Regions from separate parts of the Mus musculus genome. Here all the other regions are linked to region 1. A link is a loop called in an ENCODE intact Hi-C map of the cell type or tissue named here. Cell type or tissue: heart. All regions are shown on one strand. Links, peaks and the distances in the headings refer to the core of each region. The heading gives the core; the rest is flanking DNA. Region 1 overlaps Tgif1 (TGFB-induced factor homeobox 1). Region 2 overlaps Dlgap1 (DLG associated protein 1). Region 3 overlaps Lpin2 (lipin 2). Region 4 holds the start of Ypel5 (yippee like 5). Region 5 holds the start of Lpin2 (lipin 2). Region 6 holds the start of Myl12b (myosin, light chain 12B, regulatory).

Region 1 (4,000 bases), core at 1-4,000:
CTCCACCCTCTTGGGTGTCCCCTTCCCCAGATGCGAGGTCCCCAGCCCAAAGAGCGTGGGTTCCCCAAGTCAATCCCCCCGACTCATGGAAACGATGAACGGTGACGTGTTGGAGAGGAAACTTTGCTGAGACCGATTTCGAGTTTCTCATTGGGAGAGCTGAGACTGCTAAGGTTGTCCTGGCTCCTTTTCCCTTTTTTAGGCTTCCTCGGCACTGGGTCTGGGAAGGGGGCAGACCCTTGAGGATATGAACCGCACCGCCCCATTTCTTTACTTCCTTAGGGACCAGGGGCCAGCTCCGTTGCTAACTTGTACAGTTAGCAGGCGGGCTTCAGTTGGGGCTGAAGAACAAAAGCTGCTTGCTCTCTCCTCTTGCCCCTCCCTCGGCTGCAAGCCTCCACAGCCCTGCCTCCCACTGTCTGAAATTACCTGGGAGGGGAGGGTGAGCTTCCCTGCCTGTCCTTGGGCCTGGACTGCTTAAACCTGTCCCGCCTATTGTCTGTTTTAGGAAAGTGAGCATCTTTCAACAAAGACTGGTATATGGTAATAGAGTGCCCTCTGTAGAAAGCCGAGACCGCCCGAAAAGAAAGAGCTCCAAAAATGGCTTCAAAGCAGGCTGGAAGAGGGCTCGCTCAACTAGGAAAATCACCAAGTGTCCTCTCGGGGTCTCCAAGCCTGTTGAATCTGTTTAGGGCTGAACTGGCTGGGTCACTTCCAGCCAGCTGTGGATTTAGTGCCTTGGATGTAAAGTTCCATCCGAGTTACTTGTCCATAGGGAAGAGACTAATTAGGTTTGGTTTTCCCTTGATCTTTTTCCCCCATATTCTTTTTCTAGTCTCCAAGATATCCAAGTGCTTCCCCACCCCCCACCCTCCCAACTTCCATGTTTCATGACTTCAGAAAAAGAAAGTGAAGAAGCAAGATTTGCTTCCTAGAGCCGTGGGTTCCACGGGCCATCTTGTGGCTTTCGGAACAACATTTCCTTGTATGTGGATGGAGTAAGAGGATTCCGAATCTGTCCCACACCCACCTCTCCCTCCCCAACCGCATTTTTTTTTTTCAAAGTGTAAGCAAAGCGAGATGATTGGAAACAAGTCCTAACTGGGAAACTTTTCAAAAGCTCTGTTACAGTAGGAAATGAGTAACGAGGAAAAAAGTCTTTGTTTTTCCAAGTCGAGCCATAATCGGGAGGGAGTTTTAATGAAAATAGCCTTGACAGTAGCAAACGTGATCTCGCAGCACTAAACGGATCAGCTGGTGTGCCCAAGGCACCAAGTCTTAAAACTTCCCCGCTTCCTTCATCCTTTGTGCATGCTTTGGAAATACTTGTAAAGAGGTCTAGGGGTCTGGCTTTCTTTTTTTTTTCTTTCTCAAATGAACAGAGTCGGCAGTTTGGTGTTGCTTAACAGAAACCTGCTTTGTGTCCCTAACCTATTCTGAAAGACCGCGCTTCTTGTCAAACTCCAAGCAGGCGGATCAAAGGGCAGGCTTTAGGGGGTTTTTGTTTCAAGCACTTTGTTATTGCCAATTTACAGTTGGGAATTAACTGTTCAATGAGCAAATTTTCACACTTTTCCCCTCCTAGATTTAAGAAGAGGGGGAAGGAAATAAGTAGTGTTGAAGAATGTCTGGCTTTTCTGAAGTTGGGGGAGTTGAAGCAAATTGCTTTATTCAAATGTACTTAGTTACCCAATTAACCTGGCATGTTTAAAAGTTAGTTTTCCTTGGTTACCAAAGCAAATGTGAAACTCATTTGTAATCAAAGGAGGGTTTTTGGGTTTTTTGGTTTTTTTTTTTTTTTGTAATTAATAGTTTTTCACTCATTTCAATATGGGTGTTTTGTTTTGTTTTTTATTTAAAGTTTCTCAGATTCTGAACAATGAAAGCTCTTTCAGGTTTAAAATTGCCCTTTCTTTAGACTTTCTTTTCTTGAAACAGATTGATTTCATCTTCAGGAAGGAATCCTTCAATTGCATGGCAGTTAAAAATGGAGGTGTTTGTGGTTTATTTGTGGCAGTTTGTTGAGCCTTAAGCTACAGTGAATTTGCAAAATCATCCGCGTCTTTTGTTAGAACCTGCTTTTACTTTGTCTTTGCGGGCTTTGAGTGTTTCCTGTAGGAACTCCTTCTAGCACCTTCTGCCCCCTGCAGTCCAAAGCTAAAAATGTGTCAACAAAGTCAGCCTGCTCCCAGTTGTAAAATAAATTCCTTTAAAAATTCACGGAGTTGATGTATCAATGTGAAGAATATTCTGGTTTTATTTCCTAGATCAGTAAAGGGACTTAATTAGGATTGGAGGGAAAAAAAGCTATACAAAGTTAAAGAAAAGACCTTTGAGATGAACAGAGACAGTCTCACAGATGCCTGGCTTGTAGGTTTGAAAGGAGTTAATAGCATTTCTTAGAAGTGTTCTAAACTTCAAAATGTCTATCAAAGTCCAACTGGCCGGAATTGTCACTGAGCTCTGATTGAAATATTCTGTAGGGTTTGGATTCTTAACATTTCTGGTGGGATTAAAGTACCACCAAAATAGCTTTTTTGGTGGGTTGCACATATTCAATTTTCTTTGTCACGTAAGAATTAAGGACTGATGGGTAGCATTTAGGTTCATATCTAATTGACAGTCTTAAAAAAACCTTCAAGTATATAAAAATGGACGGTGCTTGCTTTAACAGCAAGCCTTTCACGAAAGGAGAGAAAAAAGCATATAAGATGTCCTTGTTCACTGGATTGCTGTCTCTCATGAGTGATGGATGACCTTAAAGACAAGGTTGTGAGGGCCATTCCCCACACTGCCCGGCACCCTTCGTGTTCCAGGCCTTTCCTTGGACACCTTGGCCCCGACTGAAAACTTCACACTCAGTAGTTGAAAAATCACAAGGATGTGGAACAGTCTAAGGAAGTGACTAAGTTTCCCTGCTGGTGAAAGCAAGTGACCGCGGGCCTTGTCCTTTCTCAGGTCTTGTTGCAGCATCTGGCAGTGACTCTGAGGATGAAGACAGCATGGACAGTCCCCTGGACCTTTCCTCATCAGCAGCCTCTGGCAAGAGAAGGAGGAGAGGCAATCTGCCCAAGGAGTCAGTCCAGATTCTGCGAGACTGGCTGTATGAACACAGATACAACGCCTATCCCTCAGAGCAAGAGAAAGCACTGCTGTCCCAGCAGACACACCTGTCCACACTACAGGTAAGGAGAAAGATAAAAGTTTGTGCCAGAATTTGCCCCGTAAGGTGTTGGGGTTCCAGCCCAGATTTGAACTATGCCCCTAACCTATACATACACTTTCTTCTTTATTTACAGACAATTTATAGCATTCCTGTGTGCCAGGCTATAAGCTCTTCTCTGGTGCCTAGTAGAGGGAGGGAGGGAAGAGAGAGAGAAACAGGATCTTTTCATTGTAAACTTTATAGGGTGAAAAGGTAATAATTGGCTATTTAATAGAGGACAGAAACACTTGACATTCATCTGTCAGGAAGCATTTCCTTCAGTGCCTGAAAGAGAAGGAGGTTAAACCTTATTCTATTGCCCAGGAAACTGGTTTGCTATTTAAACAAGGACAGACCTTGGTGAGGTAATTGTGTTGTGTCTGTTGACACAGTCATTTGAACTGAGAGAAATCAGTTACTGGGAGGTGTGGCCTCTTTTAAACAGGAAATGTTTTCCTGTAGTTGATTAACTCAAATGCTGGGGCAGTAGGTAGTAGGTTGAAAGAGACTTAAAGGTGAACTTTCGTTAAAGCTATTTATTTTCAGGTATCTGAGATTTTGCGCCTTTTCCTTGTCTCTGAAAGGGTTAAGGATGATGGCATAGACAAAGTAAACTTGCCCTTATGGCAGGCCGACCCAGCTTAGGTGCCTCTGACTTGCTGGGAAGGCCAAAAAAGCTTTATTTTAGTTTATTTTTTAAAAATCATTGCTGTTGGGCCACTGGTGTACTAGGCAAGTACTCTACCATTGAGCTACTTCCTTGGTGCCAGATGAGCCCCTTTTATTACCTCTTTA
Region 2 (4,942 bases), core at 444-4,443, 110 kb after region 1:
AAATTGGGGACCCCACTTGGGGGTTCTTAGTCTCATTAATAAAAGAATTTAAGAATGGATTCAGCCAGGCGGTGGTCGCGCACGCCTTTAATCCCAGCACTTGGGAGGCTAAGGCAGGCAGATTTCTGAGTTCGAGGCCAGCTTGGTCTACAGAGTGAGTTCCAGGACAGCCAGGGCTATACAGAGAAACCCTGTCTCGACAAAAACAAAAACAAAAACAAAAACAAAAACAAAAAAACCCAAAAAGCAAAGAGAGAGAGAGAGAGAGAGAAGAGGTAGAATTTCCCAAATAATTCAGAAGGGTTACAAGCTATAAGCCTGAGATGCTGCAGCCCTGTGGCCAGCAAGCTACTGCCCTAGGGGTGGGGACTCTGGAGAGAAAAGCACAGCATCTTATTAAAGGACTAATTATTCGACCTCTCTCTCTAGCGTGGTTTAAGGTGAGGCTGCTTTCCTAGGGATGCTCCTTTGGCCCAGTGAAGGATCTGGCCCAGTTGGAAGGTTGGATTATTACGCAGTCTATAGATTCTATTCCCTTTACAAAGATTTTTTTTTTTTTTTTTTTTTTTTACTGTAACATTATCTGTCCCCTTCTGTGACTGGATTACTTTAGTTACACCCACTTGTCCATCTATCCATCCATCCATCTGTATATCTATATACATACACAAGTACACATGTGCACAAATATAGGCTAATAATAAATACACATCATATCTACAGATTCATCGATATAAATTAAGTATGTTTATATATGGTCAGGCAGAAGGGATACATTCACTCTCGACTTTTCCCTCTCCCTGTTGCCTGCAGCAACCCTTCCCTGGCTGGTTGGAAATATTACACACCCACTTTTTCTTTTAAAGAATTATTTATTTATTTTATGTATATGAGTACACTGTCGCTGTCCTCAGACACCCCAGAAGAGGGCATTGGATCCCATGACAGATGGTTGTGAGCCATCGTGTGGTTTCTGGGAATTGAACTCAGGACCTCTGGAAGAGCAGTCAGTGCTGCTCTTAACCGCTGAGCCATCTCTCCAGCCCACACACTCACTTCCAGCACACACATGAGGTCATTCCTCCAGCCCAGCTTGAATCACACAGACACTGATTAGAATGTTGGCACTAACTAGCTGCATCAAGTCAGCTGGGTAATCAGAGGCGCATGGGCTCTCAACTGCCCGATGTCAGTGTTGAAGGTGCTGCCCTGATGGAATCTTGAGGTTTAAACAAAGACCGTGTACAGGAAAGGCTAACACCACATAAGAAGCCACAGTTACGAGTCTTCTTGTTTATATCTGCTGACATCAGTCCTTATTTCCCAAGCTTTGTTTGCATTCATGATCCCTATAGATGCATACTTTCATATACATAAGGAACCTCTCTCTCTCTCTCTTCCCCTCCCTTTATCTTTTCTGTGATGCTGAGCTCCGAAAACCTTGCACATGCTGGGCAAATGCTCTACTACGGAGGAGTCACACCTCCCAACCCTAGAGACTCTTCTGTTCACACATCCATGAAGAAACTCAGTATTTTTTTGTTTTGTTTTTGTTTTTTTGAGACAGGGTTTCTCTTTGTAGCCCTGGCTGTCCTGGAACTCACTCTGTAGACCAGGCTGGCCTTGCCTGCCTCTGCTGGGAGCGCCACCACGCCCGGCGAAGAAACTCAGTATTAGCAGCACCTAAAATACATCAGGGCTGGCAATGCAGTCTATATGCTTGCTTAGCATGCGAAAGGCCCCGGTCTCCATTCTATCACGTGAAGAAAAATAGGGTTGAGGTGGCTTCCACCTTCTGCAGCTTTCTCAGTAAGGTGGGGTGGCGCTGGACCCGACTGAGTGATGGATGGGTCTCCTCACTGCTTCCAATCCTCTGACGACCCTTGGGTGGTACCTTTCCTCTCTCCACCCCAGCTGGGCCTCCACATCACCCTGACAGCTGCTGCTGCCACATTCCAGGGCTCCAGCAGCGGAAGTAAGGCAGGCTGAGCAGTCTTTCTGGGTGAGTGACAGGGTTTGAAATGAGATTAACCGAATGCCAGGGTTGGGGAAAACAGCTTTTCCCTGAGTCACCTCTGTCCCACCTTCCTCATGACACACAACTGTTGGTCTGAGTGGTAGGGCGTCAGCTTTGGGCCGCGAGACAGTGGGCTCTTGTGCTATGCGAGCCAGCCTATACCGGCTGTGAGTCCTTGACTCGGGGTGGGGATGGGGGGTGGGGGGTGGTTCAGCCTGGCATGTGTATCTTTATACGAGTCACTCGGCTTCTCTGCCCCCTAGTGGCGGACGAGGGTCACTCCAGCTTCCCTGTTGCTGTTGCAGGGTTTTTCCTCAACCACCACGTGACAAGGACAGCATTCCAGGAAACCGGAAGGGCTGGGCTGGCCTCTGGGATTTCAAAGTTGACTGCTCTGCCCACCTGGCAGGTTCTATCCTGCTGCGTCATATTTCCTGAGCTATAAGGCCATTTTTGCAGGATACTCACCATCCACCTCTCACGGGCTACCTCCTCTGTTCTACAAGCCCATCCATTTTTCCCTGAAGAACTTTTACGCCTTAGGCGTCATCTCATCCACAGTTAGAGATCAGAGGGGACTAACAGGTATAAAGGAGTTTTCCTGCACGTTTCCGATTCCTCTAACTCAGTGGTTCCCAACATGTGTGTCGAGATCCCTTTGGGGTTAGAATAAGAAGTAGGAAAACAGATGTTTACATCATGATTCATCACAGTAGCAAATTCACAGTTACAAAGTAGCAACAGAAATAATCTTTGGGTTGGGAGCCACAGCAACACGAGGAACTGTTTTAAAGGGTGGACGCTTTACGAAGATTGAGGGTCACTACCTTAACTAGAGGGAGAGATGGGTCACCTCACCCCAGGTTACCTCAGGAGAAAAAGAATTCAACTACTAAGAAACATAAATTCCCTCCCACACATGTAGCTTTCCCCGCACCCCGTGCCCCCTTCCTGTTCTAAAAGCCAAAACAAATGGTCCTCGGGGATGCTCACAGAAGGAAACTCCACCTACCACTCACAGCACAAAAGGGAAAACCAGCCAGGAGCCTCTGGCTGTGAAGTGTGGGCAAAGCGCCTCTGCTCCCCCTGCTGAGACCATGAGGTAATGTCTGTGGGAAGTCCCAGTTCTCATCCCTGTCTCCCGAGCAGAGAGCTCCATACCCTGCTGCTTAGTTGTACAGCACCCCATTATCACATGCTCATCCAATTTATGACTACTAACGTCTCTTCAGGCTGGGCATCATAGCTCCTGCCTGTAATATCACCATTTAAGAAGCTGAGCAGGAGGATCAAAATAAGTTCATGGTTATATAGTGTGTTCTGAGCCTGTCTGTTCTCTCTCTCTCTAATATACATATATATGTATATATATAAACACACATATGTATAAACATATATTGTACAAGGAGCTACCATGCTCCACCAATTTGCTCTTGTGCAGCTGAGTGGCGTTTTCTTTTGCAGTGTCTACCATTGGTTGGTGGGTATGTGCTTGTGAGTGTGTTGGGTGGAGTGGCTGGGGAATGGTGGAAAGAAGTGGTGTTCCAGCTGAGGCACTTGGCCCAGGTGACGCTCACTGCTTCCTGTGCGCCAGCTTCTTCAGGACAGCGACCTTCAACGATCTGCTCTCTGCTCCACGGAGAAGCAAAGCCTCCAAGTCAGTCATTGCCGACAGAGACAAACTGTGTTCCAGGCGATTAGGTTTGGTTAAGCCTTCGCAGTAGAAAGTGTCTGGCTTTAAGCTCGTTATGGTAGAGGCTTCTAATATTTATTAGGGACACTAGGTAGGTTTGCATTGGGATAGAACAGTGGTTCTCAACCTGCTTAATGCTTAATTAAACCTTTAATACCGTTTCTCAAGTTGCAGTGACTCCCAACTATAAAATTATTTTGTTGCAACTTCACAACTGTAGTCTTGCTATTGTTATGGTGCACAATGTAAATAAACATCTGATATGTGACCTCTGTGAGGGTCACAACCAAAGGACCACTGGCAGAGAGAGTGCTATAGGGAGATGTTCATTTTTAGGTCATGGAGGTGTTTGTATGACTTGGCAATTGATACACACACACATACACACACACACACACACACACACACACACATATACACATATACATACACATATATGAAATCATATACTTTAAGCACTTTTTTTTTGTTTTTGTTTTTTTCGAGACAGGGTTTCTCTGTATAGCCCTGGCTGTCCTGGAACTTACTTTGTAGACCAGGCTGGCCTCGAACTCAGAAATCCGCCTGCCTCTGCCTCCCGAGTGCTGGGATTAAAGGCGTGCGCCACCACGCCCGGCTATTCTATAATATTCTTTTTTTAAAAAAATATCTATTTATTTATTATATGTGAGTACACTGTAGCTGTCTTTAGACACTCCAGAAAAGGGCATCAAATCTCTTTACAGATGGTTGTGAGCCACCATGTGGTTGCTGGGATTTGAACTCAGGACCTTCTGAAGAGCAGTCAGTGCTCTTACCGGCTGAGCCATCTCTCCAGCCTTATAATATTCTTAAATAACAATTACAGAAAGGTCATTTTATAACTACTTTCCAGGCCAAGGTACAGAATGGGTCAGCATCCCAGAAGTCCCATCAGTTCATGTCCCCTGCTATGGCTTAGATAAGTGTTCCTGTCCTGGCTCGTTTAATGTCAGTTTGACTCAGGCTAGAGTCACCTGAAAGGGAGCGCGTCAATAGGGAAAAATGCCTCCATAAGATCCAGGGATCGGGCATTTTCTTAATTAGTGACTGATGTGGGAGGGCCCAGCCCATGGTGGGCGGGGTCACCCCCTCAGGTGGTGCTGGGTTCTAAAAGAAAGCAGGCTGAACAAACCATCAGGAGCAAGCCAGGAAGCAGCACTCCTCCATGCCTCTGCATCAGCTCCTGCCTCCAGGTTCTGCTCAGTTTGAGT
Region 3 (4,942 bases), core at 522-4,521, 350 kb before region 1:
CCTGTCATTCCATATTCAGGTATGTACATGAAAACTTGAAGAGACTCAAACTGATGCTTGTAAGTAAAATTGTTCATGGAAGCATTGCTCAGAATACTGAATGAGTTAGTTGGAAAACTCACAATGTTCCATTAGTAGATGGAGAAAAATGTAGAACATATAAAAAGATGTATATTCTCTAGCTATAAAAACAAATGAGGTTCTGACATATGCTAGCCAGTCCCTGAAGCATGCTTAAAAAAAAAAAAAAAAAAAAAAAAAAACAAAGCATACATAAAAGGGCATCATATGATTTCAGTAAAAACAAAAACAAAACTAAAAACCTAGAAAAGGCACATTAATAAGTCAGACTAGAGCTGGGTGTGGATACACATGTCTGCAGTCCCAGCCACTCAAGAAGGTAAGGTAGGAGGAGAGCCAGGACTGAAGACTAGCCTTGGCCTACAAAGGAATGTGAAAGATCACGCACAGACTGCGTTAGGACGAGGGCTAGGGAGCTACTGCTTAATACTGAGCTACTGCTTTACTGAGCGCACGTCACAGACGCAGGTGCCTGTGAAGGCCAGAAGAGGTCATTAGATCCATGTGGAGCTAGAGTTACAGGGAGCTGTGAACCCTCACCCTCACCCCACTATGGAAATCAAGCGCCTGTCCTCTGCAAGAGCAATAAAGTGCTCTTAACGCAACCATCTCTCCAGCCCTTATCAGGCTTCTAAGGATCTATTATGTAGCCTGGGAGAAAACAGTTAAATGGTAGTTTATGATAATCACATTTTTCAAAGCCTAACCAAGTGCTGGGATGTGTCTTCTATCCAGTGTCCTCGTTGACAGACAGCATAATGTGTATGTATACTCACACAACTACAATGTCTTGTGGCCAAAGCTTTCCTAGAGCCCCTCTTTAACTTATAGATTCTAAGAATGAATGTGGTATGTGTGCTACGTGTGCACTTGCATAGTCACGTGTGTAAAGATGGAGGTCAGAGGACACTCTGTGGTCCTTGCCTTCCACCTTGTTTGTCACAGAGTCTCTGTTGTCAGCTGCTGCATGGACCAGCTAATGGGGACAGGAGCAATTCTCCTGTCTCAGCCTCCCATATTGCCATAGAAGCACTGGATTCAGACAACTGATAATGTGTCTAGCTGTACGTGGTTCTAGAGATTCAAACTCGGGTGCTGTGCTTTCAGGATGAACATTTTTCTCACTGAGTCACTGCCCCCAGCCCAAGAACCTCTGATTCTAAGTTAACTACTATTTGTGAAACAAGAACATTCAGGTGTAGAAAAATTTTCAATTATTCCTCAGACAAAGTAGTTAAAATATGCTTTATCAGTCAGGGTTTTCTAAAGGAACAAAATTTATAGAATGAATCTATATATCTATATATATCTATATATATATCTATATATATATCTATATCTATATCTATATCTATATATCTATATATATATATGAAGAGGATTTATTATAATGGCTTACAGGTTATGCTCCAGGTAATACAACAAAGGCTATTTACCAACAAAAGGCTAAGAGTCCAGTAGCTGTTCAGTCCACAAGGCTGGATGGCTCAGATGGTCTTCAGTATATGCCAGAATTCCAGAGAAGTAGACTCTAAAGCCATCAAAGGAGGGAGAGGCAGGTAGAAAGAATAAGCTTTCTTCTTCCAAGTCCTTACATTATAGACTGCCAGCAGAAGGTGTGGCCCACATTAAAAGTGGATGTTCTCACCTCCAAAAGTCTGGATTATGGGTGGGTCTTCCCTCATAAGAAGATCCGGATTAAAAGTGGGTCTGGCTACTTCAGATAACTTCATTAAGAAAAACCATCCCTCATTGCTATACCCAGCTGCTTGGGTTTTAGTTAATTCTAGATGTAGTCAAGGTTGACAACCAAGAAAAGCCACCACATGCATGTAGTAAAGCCAAAAGCTCAGTCTGGCTTTACTACATACATGACAACAGTCCTTAAAGTAGCACAGGATGTACACACATGCACATCTATCCCTCCAAGATCTGAATATGGAAATACAATGTCCACTAACCAAATACTTCCTCTTACAGGCCAGGAACCATGCCATCCTCTAACTCTGCTCCCTGCACTCTAGAAAGACTGCAACATTAGAACATTTGGAACATAAGCTGGCTTTCTCTCTTTGCAGACTTCTATCTAAGTTTTTAAACATAGATTCAATTTGCCCAAGAGAATTGGTGGTTAGCATCAGTCAGATTGCCTCATACCATGCCCTGTGATGCACAAAGAAACAGCTGGAGAACAGCAGAGCAGTGAGGTGTGTGTGTGGGGGGGGGGGTGTCAGCGGCCAGACCACAGGAATGCTGATTGGCTTTCTAGCTTTTTTTTTTTTTTTTTTTTTTTTTGGTTTTTCAAGAGAGGGTTTCTCTGTGGCCCTGGCTGTCCTGGAACTCACTCGATAGACCAGGCTGGCCTCGAACTCAGAAATTCACCTGCCTCTGCCTCCCAAGTGCTGGGATTAAAGGTGTGTGCCACCACGCCCGGCCTGGCTTTCTAACTTTTGATATATTTTTAAGTCTGGATTTTCCAGTCTTAGCATACTTCATTTGGGGTCAGATAAATCTTTGGGAATAAAAAGACACTCAGCGTCCCTGGCCTTCAACCACTAGATGTCAGCAGCACCCTCTCTTAAACTGTAACAATTAAAAACAAAACAAAACAAAACAAAACAAAACAAAAATTCTGTTTACTTTTGAAAGTCTGCTGGCAGCAAACCTGCCCCCAGGTGGTAATCACCATCATTCTTCATTTGTGTATTTAGTTAGTCCTCTTTGTTTTGATGGTTGGTTAGGTCTGAGACAGGTTTTCATTTTTCAGCCTTGGCAAAATTCACTAGGTAGCCTACCTAGGCTGGCCTCAAACTAATGATGTTCCTTCCGGTCTACCCAGTGCTGGGTTTACAGCTATAAGCCCTCATGAGCAACACAAGAACCACCAAGTTACACGAATGGCATTTCCCTTATTTGTGACTGACGGGTTTGCTAGGTTCTTAGAAATGTTGGCAGTGGGCCAGCAGGTCCGTAAGCTGCGTCTAACATCATACATAGCGCTCTCACTTGCTATGATAAGAACCTGCAGCACATAACCATTCTTAGTTTCAGCTTGACCTGGGGCAGGAACACCTATCAGGTAGGACTGTGGTTAGGACTCCATGAGGTGGTGCCCAAAAACTACTTAAAGACAAAAACTATGCCACGCACAGTCCATGCTTAATCAGTAACTGTCAGTTGGGTCACTGCCACGAAGGTGGTCACTATTTAGAGAGGGACACAGGAAAATACAAATGACTCCATCTAAATTCTCACTGCCATCAACAGTGCTTTAAGTCTTTTTAGCCTTGCGAATCCTTTTCCCTTTCTGAGGAGCTCAACCAACTGAATGCCACTCTTCAGTCCATTGCTCAACAAGTTAGGTCTAATTCACAGTCTAGCTACAATCAGGCAGGACAAGACAGAAATGGGTCAGAAGAGCCTACAGCCATATGAAACAGCTGTAAAGGTGAAGCTAACAGCCTGAGCTCTCCCAGGCCTGTGCTCAGGCAGGTAGGAGCACTTCCCCACGGTGTGCAACACTTTCTAATTACACTCACATCTCTGCAAAATCACACATGAAGGCTATGTGTGAGTCACCTCTTAAGGCCCTGATAATCAACATATCACCACCTAGCACATTATCAGTTCCTCTTTCCTACCCATGAATTCTTTCTTATTTATTTTTATTATTTTTAACAGGTACTTGTGGAGGCCAGAGGCATTTGGGTTCCTCTACAGATGGAGTTACAGGTCTTTGTAAGCCATATCTGTCATGAATACTGGGAACCCAATGTGGCTCTGAAAAGGGAGCCATCTAGCTTCTAAGAGTGCTCTTTCAATAGTCACAACACTCATAAGCCAAAAACTTAGTTCATTTCTCTTATATACATGACTCATCATCAGATAGTGCAGTGAGTAACTTTTTAAACTATTTGTAAAACCTTAATCTACCACCGTGAAGGGTGAAAAATACCTCTAACGCTAAAAGATTTACTGGGAGAGGTGTTTTCCAGTATGACAGAATAATTGAAATGTATATAAATGTATATATTACATGGGCAAAAAAGGAGCTAAATGTGTCAGGTTACACACACACACACACACACACACACACACCCCACAACAGTCTTTGTACCTTTGGTTGTGTTCTCAATCATTCTCCTTCATAGCTACATTTTCATTAGTAGAGCCAACAGTTTCCTTCCACTACTCATATAATAAAGGGTAATACTAAAAACTACTAAAATTATAATTAGGTAACAGGTGAGGCTGACATTAACAGTGTTACATGCCATCTGTAATGGCTATCGATACTCCATTTTCAACAGGCAGAGAAGATGCAGAAAGAACTGATACTTTTACACCCTAGAACAGCATTTTCCCACATACAGCTTCACACACATATCCACAAACAGAACAACGCCCCTACACCAACTATTTCTTGGTTCTCCCAAAGGCCTTCTCTCAGCCACCAAAATCTCTGTACCTGCTATTAACTCCAAGGCTCATTGCCAACTTTTGCATAGCAGGTGTCAGCGGCAATACTTCATGCCTATGCACATTTCACTTTTGGAGGCTTGTATTTCTCTAAACCTAACTTAAATGCAAAGGAACACAATTGAGGTCAAAACTACAGCATTCCCCTTTGAGACAGTATCATAATGCCTACCCACTGAGCCAGTCATCCCTCAGTGTGCTATGATAAAATCTAAATGTTAGGGAAATGAGGGAGGGAGGTGTGGAGAGAGGAAAGTAAGAGGGGGTGGGGTGGGACGGGGCAGAGGTTACTTTAACATGTAGGAACAGAGAAAGACCAGAATAAGAAAACTAAGGAGAACTCCAGGAAACTTGCCAACTGAAAAATGGAGTTTAAAGACCC
Region 4 (4,942 bases), core at 486-4,485, 2.0 Mb before region 1:
ATATTCCATCTTCTTGCTAGAGTCAATGCTCCAGGGATGGTTTTCCTAAGCCTTTCTGGCCAACAGCAACCCATAGGCTTTTCATTTTCTAGGCCCAACATCTGTTCTCCTCAGAATACTTCCTACTTCCTCCTCCTGGTGTCTCCCTGCCCCATCTTTGAACTTCTGTAACACTCATTTCATAACTTACCAATATTTGGTCCTGCACGGTTTCTCGATTTCATTGGTCTGTAACCTTTCACTAAATTGGGAGTCCAGAGAGAATTCCCCTCCTCTGGAATCTCCTCCTTACCTAGTAAACTGTAGGTACATATGCGATTAATTCTTAGTAAAACAACCCATATCAAGGCACTTCACATCTGGCACAAATATGCACCCAAGAAGATTTCGACTTTTTCTATGTTGTAATGCAGTTGCAATCCCGCCTATGGGGCTATGCAAAAAAAAAAAAAAAAAAAAAAAAAAAAAAAAACCGATCTGATAAGGTCGGTTGACCTGAACCAGCCAAGTTCAGTTATTTTCCAAAAGCAAGGCAAGCCTGAAATTACTTTCAGATTTTCCATCTGTCAAAAGCCACCAGAAATAAAAATCCTCAAGATTTCCAAGAGGGCTCTGGAAACAGAAACAAAAAGTTTAAAAATAAAAAATAAATGAGTCGCACACCTTTCCTTCCTGTCACTCCAAAAGGAGATCAGTCTGGCGTCCGGATGAAACAGACCTGGGTACTACTGCGGCTTCCCACTCCCGCTGGCAACACTCAGGCTTCCTACCAACCTGCACAGCAGCGTGGAGTAACGGGGTGTGCAGGAGCGTGCCCACCGCAGCCAGCAGGAAAGAGCCTCCCGGTCCGCTCCCCGAGCAGCACCGGGGTCTGCGCCAAGCCGACCGCCCGCAGCCGGCCCAGCTGATCGCGCCCACGTGACTCCCTCCAGCCAATCGCCCGGCGCAAGGCGGAGCGCGCGGCGGCGGCGGCGGGGCCTCCTCGGCACAACAAACACAGGCGGAACAGCTGGGCAGGCGCGGGCGACCGGGCGCTCGGCACCCGCAGGCTACCGGGCAGTGTTCCCCACGCCCAGGGTCCAGAGGGCAGCGTGATAGGGGCTAGCACCGACGAGGCGGGCACGGCCCACAGCCCAGACACCCGAGCACGAGTCGAGCCTCCGGAGCGGCGGGGCGGGCGGGGTGCGAGCGCGGCCCTGGAGCGCGGGCCCGCGGGCCGGCCCCGAATCGGAGCCCGGGCGCGCCCCCGACGCTGCGGCGGGGACGGCGGCTGTGGGGGCGGGGCGGCCTAGGAAGTGGGGGTGTCACGGAGAGAGCTGTCTGCGGACCGGCGGCCCAGGCGACAGGCGCCGAGGGCGGCGGGCGGGCGGGGGCCGCGGGTCGCTAAGGGGGTCGCGGCTGTTGTGGGCTCGCGGAGCGCTCCGCTGCGCGGCGGGGGCGGGTCGGCGGCGGCCGCCGCGCCACAGCCTCACAAAGAAGGACCGCCCGGCCCGGCCCCGCGGCCCCACGGCCCCACAGTCCTGAGAATTGCCCTGGTGGCCCGGCCAGGACCCTGGACGAGTGGAGAAGGGGAAGAGGCACTTCCTGCCTGGGCCCCCGCCCCGGGCCGCTCCCCGAAGGCTTCGAAGCCGCCGGCCCAAGGGCTTCGAGCCCCAGCCGACTCCGATCCCGGCGCCCACCGCCGTACTCACCGGCGTGCTGGGAATCGGCGCTGCCAGCAGCTCTTCGCTCCTCAGCTGGGTCGAAGCCCACCTCGGCCTCCCAAGTCTTCAGGTTTAGTCAGGCCTTGGCCCCGCCTCTCCTCGGTCGGGCCTCGGCGTCAATCACCGGGCGTGGCCCCGCCCTCCCTTCAGGCGGCTCTCCCGGTTGGCCCGCAGCGCCCTTCATTTCTAGGCTCCGCCCCTCTCCCTGGCACTCTGCCCCTTCCGCCGGGCCCCGCCCCTTCTCGGGCTCGCCCTCCCCCCACCCTTGCCCGCTTACACTCCGCCGCCCACCCCACCCCGAAGCCGCAGCGGATGGGCGGACTCCTCGCCGCTCGCCCCGCCTCTAATTCGACACCTTGCATCCTTACGGCCAATCAAGGAGGCTAAGTCTGCCTCCTCGGCCGAGGCGGCCAATGTAGTGAGAGTGAGGACCCGCCCCCCACTCCCAGCTGAGCGCACACAACACAGCATCCACGTGAGTCAGCTTCTTAAAGGAGACGCCTCAGCCTTGGTAATTGCGGCAGCTGGGACTCATTGCCCGTCATCGGCGTCACCTGCTGGCGGCTGAGGCCATAGCTTCCTGATAGCCAAGGAAGCCTAGAAGAAGCGAAAACAAGAGGCTGTTTTCTAGTCAACGCTGGTATTGAGGTTAAAGGGCTACCTAGGTTGAAATGCCCGTTTTACCATCCCATCAGGCCACTTTCTCTTGGCTTACACGAATTGCCTTAAACAAATCCCGAACTCTTTGTGTCTCGGTATATAGGAATTCATTGTAAACAAGGTTTTTTTCAGCGTGCTTGGTTCTATTTACAAACTTTCCAAGTTTTCTCTTCTCTTCCCTCTCTCTGTTTCTGTCTCTATCTCTTTGTTTTTCGAAACAGGGTTTCTGGACAGCCTGGAACTCACTCTGTAGACCAGGCTGGCCTCGAACTCAGAAATTCGCCTGCCTCTGCCTCCCAAGTGCTGGGCTTAAAGGCGTGTGCCACCACGCCCGGCCCAAGTTTTCTCTTGACCGTTGAAGTAATTCTCAAAAACTTAAGTCTTTTATGTGGAGATCAACTGTCTTGTTGAAAAAGACAGCTGTCCCCTTAGCCCTCCCTCACCATGTTTAAGATAAGTTGGAAAATTTTTGCCATTCCGTTGGCTTTCCCAGGTAATTAAATCTCTGTTGGCTGTCCATAAAGATGACAGAAATACCTCAAAATATTTCATGTATTAAATAAACATAAAATATATAAATTATACACATATATATATACTAGCACTTGAAATTTGTAGCATAGAATATGTGTTCTGACAAAACCCTGATACTTAACCCTAAATCCTTCAGTACTTTTCATTCATTTATAAAATAAAGAGTTACTGTGGCCTGGTTTTGTAGAACATGCCTTTAGTCTAGAGTGAGTTTCAGGACAACCAAAGCTACATAGTGTCTCGAGAAAACAAAACAAAACAAAAAGCTACTCTGACCATCAAAGATAAAAGACTATGTTTAGATTAAAGAGAATTTTGCTGGAGGAAAAAAAGCATTTTGGGGTATATTGGGAGATTCTTATAATCCCTTTATTTTTATTTAATACAAGACTGTTAAACTTAGAGCTGTGTACACTGGTCTATAGCTATTGTCATGACACTCTGGAAAGCCGAGGCAAGAGCATCAGGAATTGCTACAGTGACTGACACTGTCTTAAATCAAGGTACACATGTATTCCAGGAAAGAAAGTACAGTGCCTCATTTCCCCCCAGAATTTGGAAACAAGGCCAGTCTCATACATTTTAGGCAGTACTCCACCACTCAGTTCCATCGCCCTCCCTCTTTCTGAATACTAGATTGAGACACATTCCACCTTTAATGCCCATGTTTGTCTCCAGTTTTCCACTGTCCTGCTGCTGCTCCCGAATAGCTGGCTTACAGATTTGTGCCACCAACCCTAGCATGCTTTCCGAAGACTTCAGTTCTCTGCTGACAATTTCAAAATGGGGAAGGGTGGGGACACAGTGTACTTCTTCTAGTTTTCTTCTTCTTCTTTTTTAATTTAGCCACAATCAGTCATTTTTAATTTTAGTGTGTGTGTGTGTGTGTGTGTCTTCATATGTACATGTTGCTCTGAGTGCTGGAGGAGGCTGGGAAGGTTGTCCTATCATCTGGAGCTAGAGTTGCAGGCAGTTTCAAGCCATTCAACATGGATGTTAGTGATCTTGGAACTCCTGTCCTCTGTGAGAGCATCAAGTATTCTTAACCTCTGAGCCACCTCTCCATCTCTGATCATTCTTTAGTGCCAAATGTATTTTTATCCACAAATTATAGACTCGGGCACTTCAATCAGTCTCAGATGGTAATCTCTGTTCTTTTCCAATGTCAGAGGGACATTGGATGGATACAGAGAACTCTCTAGATCTTGAAACTCAGCCTGTCCTAAATGGAGCCTGTATCGCCTTTCAACAGCAGAGACGTTTCTTTAGGCCTTGCCTGTCACCACTTTCTTATGTCTAGTGGGCTATAATCCAACCCTGCCCTGTTCTTGCTTCCTACTGGCACCACCACCTCCTTTAACTCCTTAAGTTGCTGCAGATAAGCTGAACTGTTGGTATCTGTTAAATAAAAATTATAGGAAGCTTTGTTTGAAATTAAGCTACTCCACTAGTCCAGACTTTAAAAGGTGGCCAGAGGTGTGTATGTGTCACTCACACTACTGTTTCCACAACAATATTGCTTTGTTTTCCTCTGTTTGGGAGTAGGGGGTCCGAGGGGAGGGGGAGGGGAGTGGGTTTGGGGTACATGATGTGAAATTCACCAAAAAAGCCAATTTTTAAAAAAAAGGATTAATAATGCTACAATTGTACATTACCAAGCTAAACAAAGTTGGTTTTTTGACCCTCAGAAATTGGAGTTAGCTAGTTGGGTGGTTGTAGTGCATGCTGTTAATCCCAGCACTCGGGAGGCAGAGGCAGGCAGATCTCTGAGTTCAAGACCAGCCTGGTCTACAAAGCAAGTTCCAAGACAAGCCAGGGCTACACAGACAGAGAAAGCCTGTCTCAAAACAAAACAAAACAAAACAAAACAAAACAAAACAAAACAGAAAAAATAAAAAAGAATTGCTGCCAGATGTGGTAGCATAGCCTGTGCACCTGAGCTTGAAGCTGAGTTCTGGGCTAGTCTGAGACCCAGTCTCCAAGCAAATAAACTGGAGTCAGAGAGGCTAATTTCTGTTGAAATAATGATGAAGTTCCCTTTATCT
Region 5 (4,942 bases), core at 505-4,504, 340 kb before region 1:
GGCTAAAAATGTTTGCTGTACAATCATGAAGACCTAGTTCAGATCCCAGCACCATTAGGTCTGGACAACTGGAGTGAGAATTGCTGGCTTAGCAGAGTAACTAAATATATGACCTGTAGGTTCAGGGAGAGACCCTGTCCGAAAACAATATGGTATAAGGTAATAGAGGAAGGCACCTGACTCCCTTCTTTGTTTACATGAACACAAGTGCACACATTTACCTATGACATTGTAGGGGAGGTAGATCCCCTAACTGTTAGCAAAGTGAGTAAGAAAATGTATTCAAATATTTTATTACAGGGGGCTTAGGATATAGTTCGGTTGGTAGAGTACTTGCCTAGCATGCACAAAGCCCTGAGTTCAAGTCTCAGAACTTCCTCAACCAATTATGGTGGCACACAATACAGAGTAAGTTCAAGACCTGAACTATCTGAATGAGACTGTCTCAAAAACATAAAAACTTTATTATCAAGACATCATCAGAGTGTTATCACTGCAGGGTATATCTTCCAGCTATTCCAATTTTTTTAAAGAATTATTTATCTTATATATATGAGTACACTGTAGCTGTCTTCAGACACACCAAAAGAGGGCGTCAGATCCCGTTACAGATGGTTGTGAACCACTATGTGGTTGCTGGGAATTGAACTCAGGACCTCTGGAAGAGCAGTCAATGCTCTTAACTACAGAGCCATCTCTCCAGCCCCCATTCCAATGTTTTAATGAGACATTGTTTACACTGGATTCTGACAACTGAAGGCCCGACTACAAAGCTATAAGCTATTTTGCCATGAAGGTGACAGGTCCTAGGACCCTGAACCTAAGCCAAAAGTATTAATTTACTTAGCAATGAAGGGAGTCAGACACAGCTAAAGCAAAGTTGCAAATCAACTCCTGCAACCCTGCTGACCAGCTGATTGAGAGGGTACACTTCCTACAGCCCCACCCCTAAACAAAGTGACAACAGGCCCTGGGGACAGACAGAGGATTTCAAAGACAAGACACATAGGCTTAACTTAGACTTAAGATCTTGCCCACAGGCTGCTGAACACCTAAGGGAGGCACCAGTGCACCTCCCAGCAAGAAGGGTTCCAACTCATTGTCCCACTTCTGAAGTATATTATGCACACCATCAGAGAGGATAGCTGCAGTGACCTATACTATATTTAAGTCCAATATTAATATTTAAACACAACAAAATGTCCACCGTAATGTTCACTGGCCTAACCTTTGACCACCTCTGACCCGTGATAGCACCAAGATTATCCCATCCAAGGCATACCATACAAGAAAATTTGATGATTTCATTTCATTCCACTGGCTCCCAGTGACCTACAAGGACAAACTGCTTGCAGCTTCTTCTCTTCACTCAAGAAGCCCCAACCAAAGCTCTTCTAAAAGCCAGCCTCTGTGCTTAGTAATAAACAGCTATTGGAGTCTTGCCTGCGGGGATCCTGTGCCCAGTGCAGGGGATAGTCCAGTCAGTAAACCAAAACGCACAAGGCTAAGCAAGGAGAACAAGCATACAGCCATTCAAGAAACAAAGCTCCGACCTTTATCCCTTTATCTGCTTAACTGCACTTGGCGTTCAAGGGTTTTCAAATGCTCCCATTTCCAGAGCCTCTTAAGCATACAGCTGCTCTGCCGAATCTCAATTTTGCCACAAACGCGAAAGTAGACCCAGCCATTTCATTTCTAGCATGCTACAGCTATTCTGCTACTACCTCGAACTTGAAGATCGCTGGGGCCGATAAACCACAATCAAGAACACATTTAACTAGGAGGAAGCCCGTAGGAGGCTACCCACGGGCAATGTGAGAGGGCACACCGGGCAGGGCAGCCCAACGAGGGCTAAAACACCTGTTTCCTCCCACACTTGGTGGCTGGCTGGGTTGCTAACCCAGTCTAGCAATACCTGCCACGATTCGTAGTTTTAAGCCAGTGAAAGCAATCAATGTCGGATCAACACAGACACTAACCGGCAAATGATCCCAAAATAGATTTCAAAATTCAACTTGTGTTATCATAACGTTTTAAATTAGTGAGGCGAGGTTCGGTACCAACTTAACCAGCATCCCTACTGCTGGGCAAATGAGCTTCAGCGCCATGCAAGAGCCTCAGTTTCCATTTTTAATTTTTTTTTAAGTCTCAAAGATGCATTAAAATAAGTGTGTGGCCGCTTGTTCAGTAATCCCTCAGTGCCTCTCCAAGTATCCTGCGTTCCAGTACTTTCTGAAAGCGAGGGCGATCTTCCTAGTCTTGTTCTGCATAATTATGGCTCCGAAACGCCATCCTAAATTTGAATGAAAATAATTTTCTTAGGCTGGGGTGGATCCGCGGCGCTCAAAACTGGGCCTCAGAGCTCCGGTTCCCACAGCCGACAGAACCTTCCAGGGCCCCGGGGGTCGCCGGCAACAGGCTACTCACATCTAAACCAGGTCCGCGGCCTGCAGGAGGCGGCGGCGACGGCGACGGCGGCGGCGGGCAAGCCAACGGCCTGAGGGAATAACTGCACCTCGCCAGTCCCGGCCGGGGGATGACCGCGACCGCGCGCCGGCGTCCGCTCCCCTCCCCCAGGCCCGGGGCTGCGGTCCCCGGGCGCGCCGCCCGCGGCTCGGAGGACCGCTGCCGACGTGAGGGTCTCCGCAGACGCCCGCGCGTCCTCAGGCGGCGCGGCCGCGGCTACGTGGCCCACGCGAGGCGAGGCCGCGAGCGGGGACGCGGCCCCCCGGGAAGCCCCGGCGCTGTCTCCGGCCCGCTTACCTGCGGCACCGCGCGCGGCTCTCACTCGGCGGACTGTTGTGCAGCCCCGCAGGGATGCCCCAAGAAGCGGGGGAGCAGGGGGCGGGGCCGCCGCCTCCGAAGCCGCGGGCTACAGCGGAGCCCGCCGGGCCTCATGAATGGGACGCGGCGGCGGCAGCAGCGGCGGCGGCGGCCGAGCTGGCGGTAGACTGCGCGCACGCCCCGCCCCGGCCCGGCCACGTGACGCGAGCTCCGCCCCCGCCGGCCGCGCGCCTGGAGCCCTGGGCCCCTCCGGGGAGAGAGCAGCTCGACGCCGGCGCCGGCCTCAGAAGGGCGCTTTAAAAAAAAGTTTCCTCCGGTCCCCATGGCAACCTTGCGGCGCTGCGTCGGGCTTCAGAGTCCAGCTACCAAAAAAGAGTGCAAACGGTCTGCTGCATAATGGTGTCCCCGCGTAACGCGAGTGCACCATCATGGGATCACTGCAGAACCCGTATCTTTCCTTATTTACCCTTGGAGCTCGGTGATAACACCGCCTACTTAAAAAGTGCACTTTAACGGCTGCAGCTGCGAGTGTTAGTGACGGCGGCTGTTTTTCGTCTTGTATATCTGCAGCTGGTTCTTTCGATGGAAGGCCATGGCATCACTTCTAAATGCTTGTTAATTTCTTCGTGCTCACCGCGAGCATGAACAGTGTGACACAGTCTTCCGGCCGCTGAGCCATGCATTTATACAAACTCTCTCCGGTATGGGCCTGGGCACAGCAGTTTCTTTGCAACAATGAAGCGCGGTGAGCATAGTCTGTGCTGGGACCCGGGAAACCTTTCGTTTCCCTGCCTAAGTACCGCCGTGTGGAATTCAACCAGATTGCCTCAGTAGTTACCAAGGTCCACAGAGACACCCAAACCTACTGGGATTTTTCACTTCAGCGTGGCTCTTCATCTGATCTACCAGTGAAAGAAATGTTTTCAAGGTTGAAAGTTTCCCGTAAATGCTCGAGAAATACTACTCCTCCGCTGTGGGGAAGTGCAATTAAACCCAGAGAACCCAGTCCTCAATCCCCAAGTCAATGCACTGGGAACAGCTACACCTTCATTCCCATTGGGAGCCCAATGTAGCTTGCAGCCCAGACTGTAGAACACGCTGTTACTGTTTGTTCTCTAGCTTCTCATTCTTGACTTTTCCTGTTTCTCTCGGGATAGTTTCATTACCTCCTACCTTGGGAGGGAAATATTCTCACGCTTCCTTCCTCTCATCATGCAGAAAGCAGCAGACAACCCGCCCTTCCTCTGTCACCGCCCCCTCTGGGCTTTGACACCTTACTCAGAAGGATTGGTTCATGTTTATAGTATTTTCCTCATTCTCTAGTGGCTGCCTGCTTCATGCTACTACTGAGGCAGAAGAGGAACTAATTAAATATTTGTTGACTGTTCCTCGACTTCCCCCAGCTGATACCTGTAAAGTTGGGGCACACCCAACTCCCATCTGCTTCACTGCCCAGAGTCTTTCCTCACCTTCTGACCCTACCACCTTCCAGTTTCATGGCCAAGAACCTTCCCCCACCAATCATCGGTCTGCTAGTCTAGATGTATCTTTCATTTCAAAGAGAGAAGACCTTGTTGCCCCTAATGTAGTTTGGCCCGAGATGTTTTGACTCTAGAGTTGCAAGCTGTCTTGATGTTTTGTTTAAGAATATCTTTCTGTGTCCTTTCGGGGTTTCCCCACCGTGCACTGCAGCCTCTCCTTACAAGCCATGGAACGGCATATTCTTTTGTTTGTTTGTTTGTTTTTGTTTTTATTTTTAATAATTCTTATTTTTGAAATTAGGATATAATTACAGCATTTCACCTTCCTTTTCCTTCCTCCAACCCATCTCATGCATTCCTTGCTCTCGCTCATATTCATGGCCTCTATTTTTTCATTGCTTATACATACATTCATAGATATATAAATCAGCCTGCTCATAACATAAACACATACATGTTAATTGTATGTATATTATTTCAGGACTGATCATTTTGTACTGGATAACTAATTGGGGTGTCTCTTCCCTAGAGAAGACTATTTCTCCCACTCAGAATTACTTAATTGTCTGCAGTTCTTTGTCTAGGGGTGGGGTCCCCTAAGAATTCTCCATTCCATATTAATATGCCTATTGGTATGGTTCTTGTTCAGGTCTTGAAACAGCCAAGTTGAGGCTTCG
Region 6 (4,942 bases), core at 541-4,540, 140 kb before region 1:
ACGTAATGCCTTTGAGCAGCAGGAGGCTTTAACCCAATAATGCCAGTCCTGTAGAATGGGGGTTGGGTGGGGGCTATTAACTAGTAACACCTACTCTTCCTTCAAGACTAGAATCACAGAAATCTGTCCTAATTTCCTGCTTGAATTTCATTAGATTTTAAGCAAAATACTTTTTTTCAGCTTATCCACTCAGTGTTAGAGTTTTGTTGAATTTCCACTTTTACTGAAGGGGGAATTAAGAAAAAAACCATAAGTATGTTTTGCTAACAAATCTTATTTCTACTGTAGGAAAAGAAAAGTACTACTAAAATTCGCTCTTGCAGCATCCATTTCCATCCAGGCAACCCCCTAAATAGCAGTTAGGAACTGTGGGTGGTCAATCCTGGATGAATTAAGTCTCTTAATTTGCTAGTAGGATTCTCTATGCTTAGGTGTGGGTTTTGCTTAAGCAAGAATGGCTGCCATTAAAAAGCTCGAAGAAATCTCCTCCAGCAGTGGGCTTGAAAGCAGAACCGATCTCTGACGTTTCTGTCATGAGAAGGAACTCAGGGTTGGTCCTCCAGCTTCAAAGCCCCAGCAAAACACTACAGTGCGCAGCCACCCGCCTGTCTGCTTTACGGCAGCCTGCTCACCTGCTTTACGGTTGTTTATGTTGCCACTGGACTCCAGTGCCCAAAGGAAACCGCTTTCTACCAAATGTGAGGGGCTGAGACCAACAGGAAGTTTAGGAGTGGGTAGACACTGACTTAGAGAGCTTCAAGTACAGGCCTTGGAAAGTTATACACAAAGCTCGTTTTAGGAGGGACTAGGGAAGTATAGAGGAGCCTACTGGATTTGGAGTGCTCTGGCCTACTGGTGTTTTTTCCTCTTCCTCCCACTACCTCCCCTCCCCCAGGGCGCAGCCCTGGCTGTGCTGAGCCCTGAGCTGCTGCCACCCACCACCCAGCGAGACCTTTCTCAGCATTTCAAGTCCCAGTTTTGCTACAGCACGGCTTTAAAGCTACTTTTTTTTTTTTTTAATATATGTAAGTACACTGTAGCTGTCTTCAGACCAGAAGAGGGCGCCAGATCTCGTTGTGGATGGTTGTGAGCCACCATGTGGTTGCTGGGATTTGAACTCAGGACCTTCGGAAGAGCAGTTAGAGCTCTTAACCGCTGAGCCATCTCTCCAGTCCCCGAAGCTACTTATTCTTTGTTGACCTATTTATTCATTTATAAAATGAATTCATGCTGTTCATAATGGTCCCTTTATGATAAAAAGCAGCGTCTAGTCTATCTGGAGCTGGGTGTGGTTAACCAAACCCCACCTGGTACCCAAGTGGATCTGCGCCCGCCCTCATGTGGCCAGGTTGTTTTAAAATGTCATCTTCCTCATTTGAAATAGGAGCGCTTCCTTCGTTTGCTACAGAAATTGGAAATGTGGGAGAGGGGGGTGTTTATGTATGGAGCCGATTTGTGGTTCCCTGGAAAGAGGGGAAGCCTGGCCCTTACATGAGTGCTGGGACTTCAAACTTGAGTCCTCTTGTTTGCATAGCAAGTACTCTTAGCCACTGACCCACCTCCCTGTGCGCACTCTGGGTTTTTGAGAGGGACTTTTGCTGTGTTAAGTTTACCCGTTGGAATGCCAGGGTTAAAGGCCTGTGCCCACCACATCCTGCTCATTAACTGATTTTACATTGCCTAGGGTGAGGATCTAGGAAGTGGTGGTAGACTTATGTAACAAACCCTGAAAGTGCCATAACTTTATAAGAAACATAATTATTTAAGCAATGATTTTTGAGGACAAATAGGATCAAAGATACAGCATCAGTACCACCTGGCGCCTATTCTCCACCTCTGACCTACGCAATCCCAGACCCTGATTTTTTCAAGCGCATATTTAAAGCCACCCTCAATTTATTAGGATTATTATCTTATTTTACATTTTATCTACTAGTTTGGGGAGGAGGCTGCACATTCCCTGGTACCTGCATACGGGGCTCAAGGAACAAATTACAGGAATTGGTTGTTCTCTGTGGGCCCTGAGAAAATAACTCAGTCATGCGTGCTAACAGGCACTTTTACCTGCTGAGCCATCTTGCTGGCCCCTAAGTTGTATTTGTATTGTCTGGACTGCTGTGAAGTACACGGATACTCAGTGCTGGAGACCATAGTGTTCCTGCCTTGGAGGAATTTCTTTTGGAAGTGGGGTAGGAAGGGAGGTGGTTTTCTACGTGTAGCGTGGCTGTCCTGGAACTAAGCTCTGTAGACCAGGCTGGCCTTCAGCTCACAGAGATGCTGCCCCAGCCTTCTAAGTGCTGGAATCAAAGGTGTCGCCACCACCGTCTGACACGGAATTTCTGATCAGACTTCTAGAATATGACCTCCCGGCGGGGAGAAAGTAAAGGCCACTGGCTGGAGTGCAATTTCAAATAAGCGAGAACGTTTCTGGAGCCCACTGGAGAGTGCTCAGCCGCCGCCCTCTTCCGGATTACATTCCTTCTCTTGAGCATTGTTTATCTAAAACTCAGTTTAACCAGGCCAACTGCCCTCTGCTAAATCAGGCAACTTCGGGCTGCCCGCTGCAGGCGCCAGGGGACCCCCAAACCAGGGCGGCTCCCAGCCCACCCGGGTCAAATTCCAGCGCTGGCGCTCCGCCCTCGGCTCGGGAATGCGGAAGGGGCGCGGGACTTGCGCTGGGAGCCGGGGAGACCAGCAAGCCGGCGCGGCTGCGGCAGGAGGATGCCGTGCCAGTGAGCTGGGGAATATGTACTCGCGGCTACAGGGGCTGAGTTCGTCGGGTCGTGCAGCCAGGCTAGTTTCCGCCGCTGGCTGCCTGGGTCCTCCGGGTCTTCGAAACGCTTGCAGCAACCCCCTGCCACGGTTGGTCGCGCCGGGCTCGCCGGTGCTCCTTCCGCCCCGCCCCCGGGCCGGAAGTGCGGCGCCGCCACTGTCCCGCCCCAACCTCCGCTGGTCGCAGTCGCCGGTCGGATCCTCTCGGGTGTGCAGCATCAGGTCAGGTGAGTGGCTCTCGACCCCGCGGGGCATCTCCCGGGCCGCATCTGTCCCTAGTGCTGCGCAACCGCGCCTGGAGCCTGCGGGCGGCTGGACCATCGGCTGGTGGAGCGGAGGTGGCTCGGTTCGAGGCCCTACGCGGTTCCTGTGCTGGCGAACCCTGGCCGAACGAGGCCCCGGGACCGTGTGCACTGGGCCTGCGACATCCGATGACTGACACCTGGTGCCCGGCTGCCCGCACCTGCCGCGGCTGCAGGCTGCAGGCTGCAGGTCCAAGCTGTGTGTTAGCGCAACTGCGTGCATCTGTTCTAGACGCGTTGGGGGAGGAGAAGCCCGCTGGTGTATGGTTCCTGCCAGAGGAAACCAGGAACTGGTACTAGAGTTCCTGGTTAGCAAATGCTAAAATGGGCTGATTTGCATAAATCCTTACTGGGTCTTAGGTCTTGCAAAGATTTAGCTCATTGTTAGAGGACAATTCGAAGAAAGCTGGAAAGAATGGAGAACATATTGAGCCAGGGATCCAAGATGAACTGGTGGATCTCTGCTAGGAGGTACCGAGCAAAAAGCTCAAAAGATGAGCATCGTATTATGTGCACAAGAAGCGCGGGTGGTCAGCCGGAAGGGAGAAGAACAATAACTGAGTACTAGCTGGGAAAGAGGAAGGTAGTTAGGGTAGGGCTCTTGGATACACACGACCCCAGGCGAGACCCTATACAATAAAATAACGTAGTTAGTTAGCCAAGGTAGGCCTCTTTCTTTAGAGGTGTACTGAAAACTCGATGAGAAATGAAAAATTACGTAAGAGGATTTGGGGAGTCACCCACGACAAGGAAGTAACACGACAAAGGATGTTTAGGGAATCGGGTTGACAGCTTTTGTTCTAGAGATGGCTTGGCTGTAGTCCTGTGTGTTAGAGAAATATCACAGCATTTTCTCCTTCAATAAACCCTTAAGTGAGGTGATGTCATTTGCCTGGGAACATCACTTCAGGAATTCATATGATGCCACCAGGGTTTTTCTATCCACTTGCTCCTCACTCTGTCTCTCTGTCTCTGTTTCTCTCTCTGTCTCTCTCTGTCTCTCTCTCTCTCACACACACACACACACACACACACACACACACACAAAGGCACCTGTTCACTGAGCTGCAGCTTATGAAGGACAGATCCCTGGGTGATAATGGTTGGCCAAAGTTAGGAAAGCCAGGGATGGGACCGATATCCCCATTCCCCCAAGGTTGAATGATACAGTTGTGTAGGGATGGCTTTCATCTGCCCCGGTTACCAGCGTCTTTGATTCTTCTGTGACAAGTTTAACATGGCGGGCGAAGCAGGTTTCCCTTCCTCCCTCTGAAGTTCCCCTTACCTGGCACAAGCACAGGAGAAAAGGGTATCAGAACTCACTATGTGCAAAGGAGGAGGACAGGTAAACAAATGAGCCTCAAAGCTTGCTACCGCCGGGCGGTGGTGGCGCACACCTTTAATCCCAGCACTTGGGAGGCAGAGGCAGGCGGATTTCTGAGTTCGAGGCCAGCTTGGTCTACAAGTGAGTTCCAGGACAGCCAGGGCTATAGAGAAACCCTGTCTCGAAAAAACCAAACAAACAAACCAAAAAAAGACTACATGATGTTCAGAGGAATAAAGTGGCTTGAAAAACACGATATCCAGGACAGTCCCTTTGGGCTCTGGGTGTGGTGTCACCTCTGGACTTGTTTCCAGGCATTAGAGGGATGTAGCCGTAGCCTATTACATTCTTTACAGGCGTGCTCCCCATGGTCAGGTCCTTGGACTTTGGAAGAGAAAGCGAGGCCAGACAGACCTTAAAGACGCCTCTTGGTTGGTTCTGTGTCCTCAGCATGGCAGGCATCGTACTTCACATCAGCTCCAGGAACACAGCAGCCTTGCCAGTGGCTGAAGTTTTCATGGTCGGCCCTTGCAGCTGCTGATAC

The links. A loop is a pair of places that touch in the nucleus more often than their neighbours do. Peaks named below come from ENCODE experiments on the same cell type or tissue, not always from the same donor. Only the 100,000 strongest peaks of a DNase experiment are listed, where the experiment ranks them.
Region 2: it touches region 1 in a loop (3-fold over the local background); 11 of 42 quality-filtered maps call a loop at or near these places.
Region 3: it touches region 1 in a loop (2.3-fold over the local background); 8 of 42 quality-filtered maps call a loop at or near these places.
Region 4: it touches region 1 in a loop (6-fold over the local background); 2 of 42 quality-filtered maps call a loop at or near these places.
Region 5: a loop joins it to region 1, with 4 times the contacts of the local background. A loop is called at or near these places in 8 of 42 quality-filtered maps.
Region 6: a loop joins it to region 1, with 2.4 times the contacts of the local background. A loop is called at or near these places in 11 of 42 quality-filtered maps.

Annotation. Positions count from the first base shown.
Region 1 is chr17:70,845,357-70,849,356 of GRCm38, reverse strand. Tgif1 (TGFB-induced factor homeobox 1) reads left to right here. Exons shown (of 3, transcript NM_009372.3): 2 at 2,959-3,185. Among named protein-coding and RNA genes, the nearest start is that of Tgif1, 3.9 kb to the left of the region's middle. In heart, for the core only: a CTCF peak has its summit at 2,149 (motif pointing left); DNase peaks (open chromatin) are centred at 56, 126 and 3,066; H3K4me3 peaks cover 2,226 bases; H3K27ac peaks cover 2,190 bases.
Region 2 is chr17:70,735,747-70,740,688 of GRCm38, reverse strand. All of the region lies in intron 6 of Dlgap1 (DLG associated protein 1), which reads right to left. Among named protein-coding and RNA genes, the nearest start is that of Gm36746, 21 kb to the right of the region's middle. In heart, for the core only: CTCF peaks have their summits at 2,295 (motif pointing left) and 3,105; DNase peaks (open chromatin) are centred at 1,088, 2,028, 2,388 and 2,988; H3K4me3 peaks cover 1,489 bases; H3K27ac peaks cover 2,123 bases.
Region 3 is chr17:71,193,945-71,198,886 of GRCm38, reverse strand. The region is part of intron 1 of Lpin2 (lipin 2); the gene reads right to left. Among named protein-coding and RNA genes, the nearest start is that of Lpin2, 13 kb to the right of the region's middle. In heart, for the core only: a CTCF peak has its summit at 2,646 (motif pointing right); no DNase peak of the experiment used is centred there; H3K4me3 peaks cover 459 bases.
Region 4 is chr17:72,833,541-72,838,482 of GRCm38, reverse strand. Ypel5 (yippee like 5) reads right to left here and starts at 1,855. Exons shown (of 3, transcript NM_027166.6): 1 at 1,692-1,855. In heart, for the core only: a CTCF peak has its summit at 2,257 (motif pointing left); DNase peaks (open chromatin) are centred at 942 and 2,122; H3K4me3 peaks cover 2,270 bases; H3K27ac peaks cover 1,922 bases.
Region 5 is chr17:71,181,566-71,186,507 of GRCm38, reverse strand. Lpin2 (lipin 2) reads right to left here and starts at 2,976. Exons shown (of 20, transcript NM_001357791.1): 1 at 2,764-2,976. In heart, for the core only: no CTCF peak of the experiment used is centred there; DNase peaks (open chromatin) are centred at 1,617, 2,997 and 3,987; H3K4me3 peaks cover 3,141 bases; H3K27ac peaks cover 2,545 bases.
Region 6 is chr17:70,988,530-70,993,471 of GRCm38, reverse strand. It overlaps Myl12b (myosin, light chain 12B, regulatory), which reads left to right and starts at 2,956. Exons shown (of 4, transcript NM_023402.2): 1 at 2,956-2,999. In heart, for the core only: a CTCF peak has its summit at 1,067 (motif pointing right); DNase peaks (open chromatin) are centred at 591, 2,641 and 2,941; H3K4me3 peaks cover 2,639 bases; H3K27ac peaks cover 2,768 bases.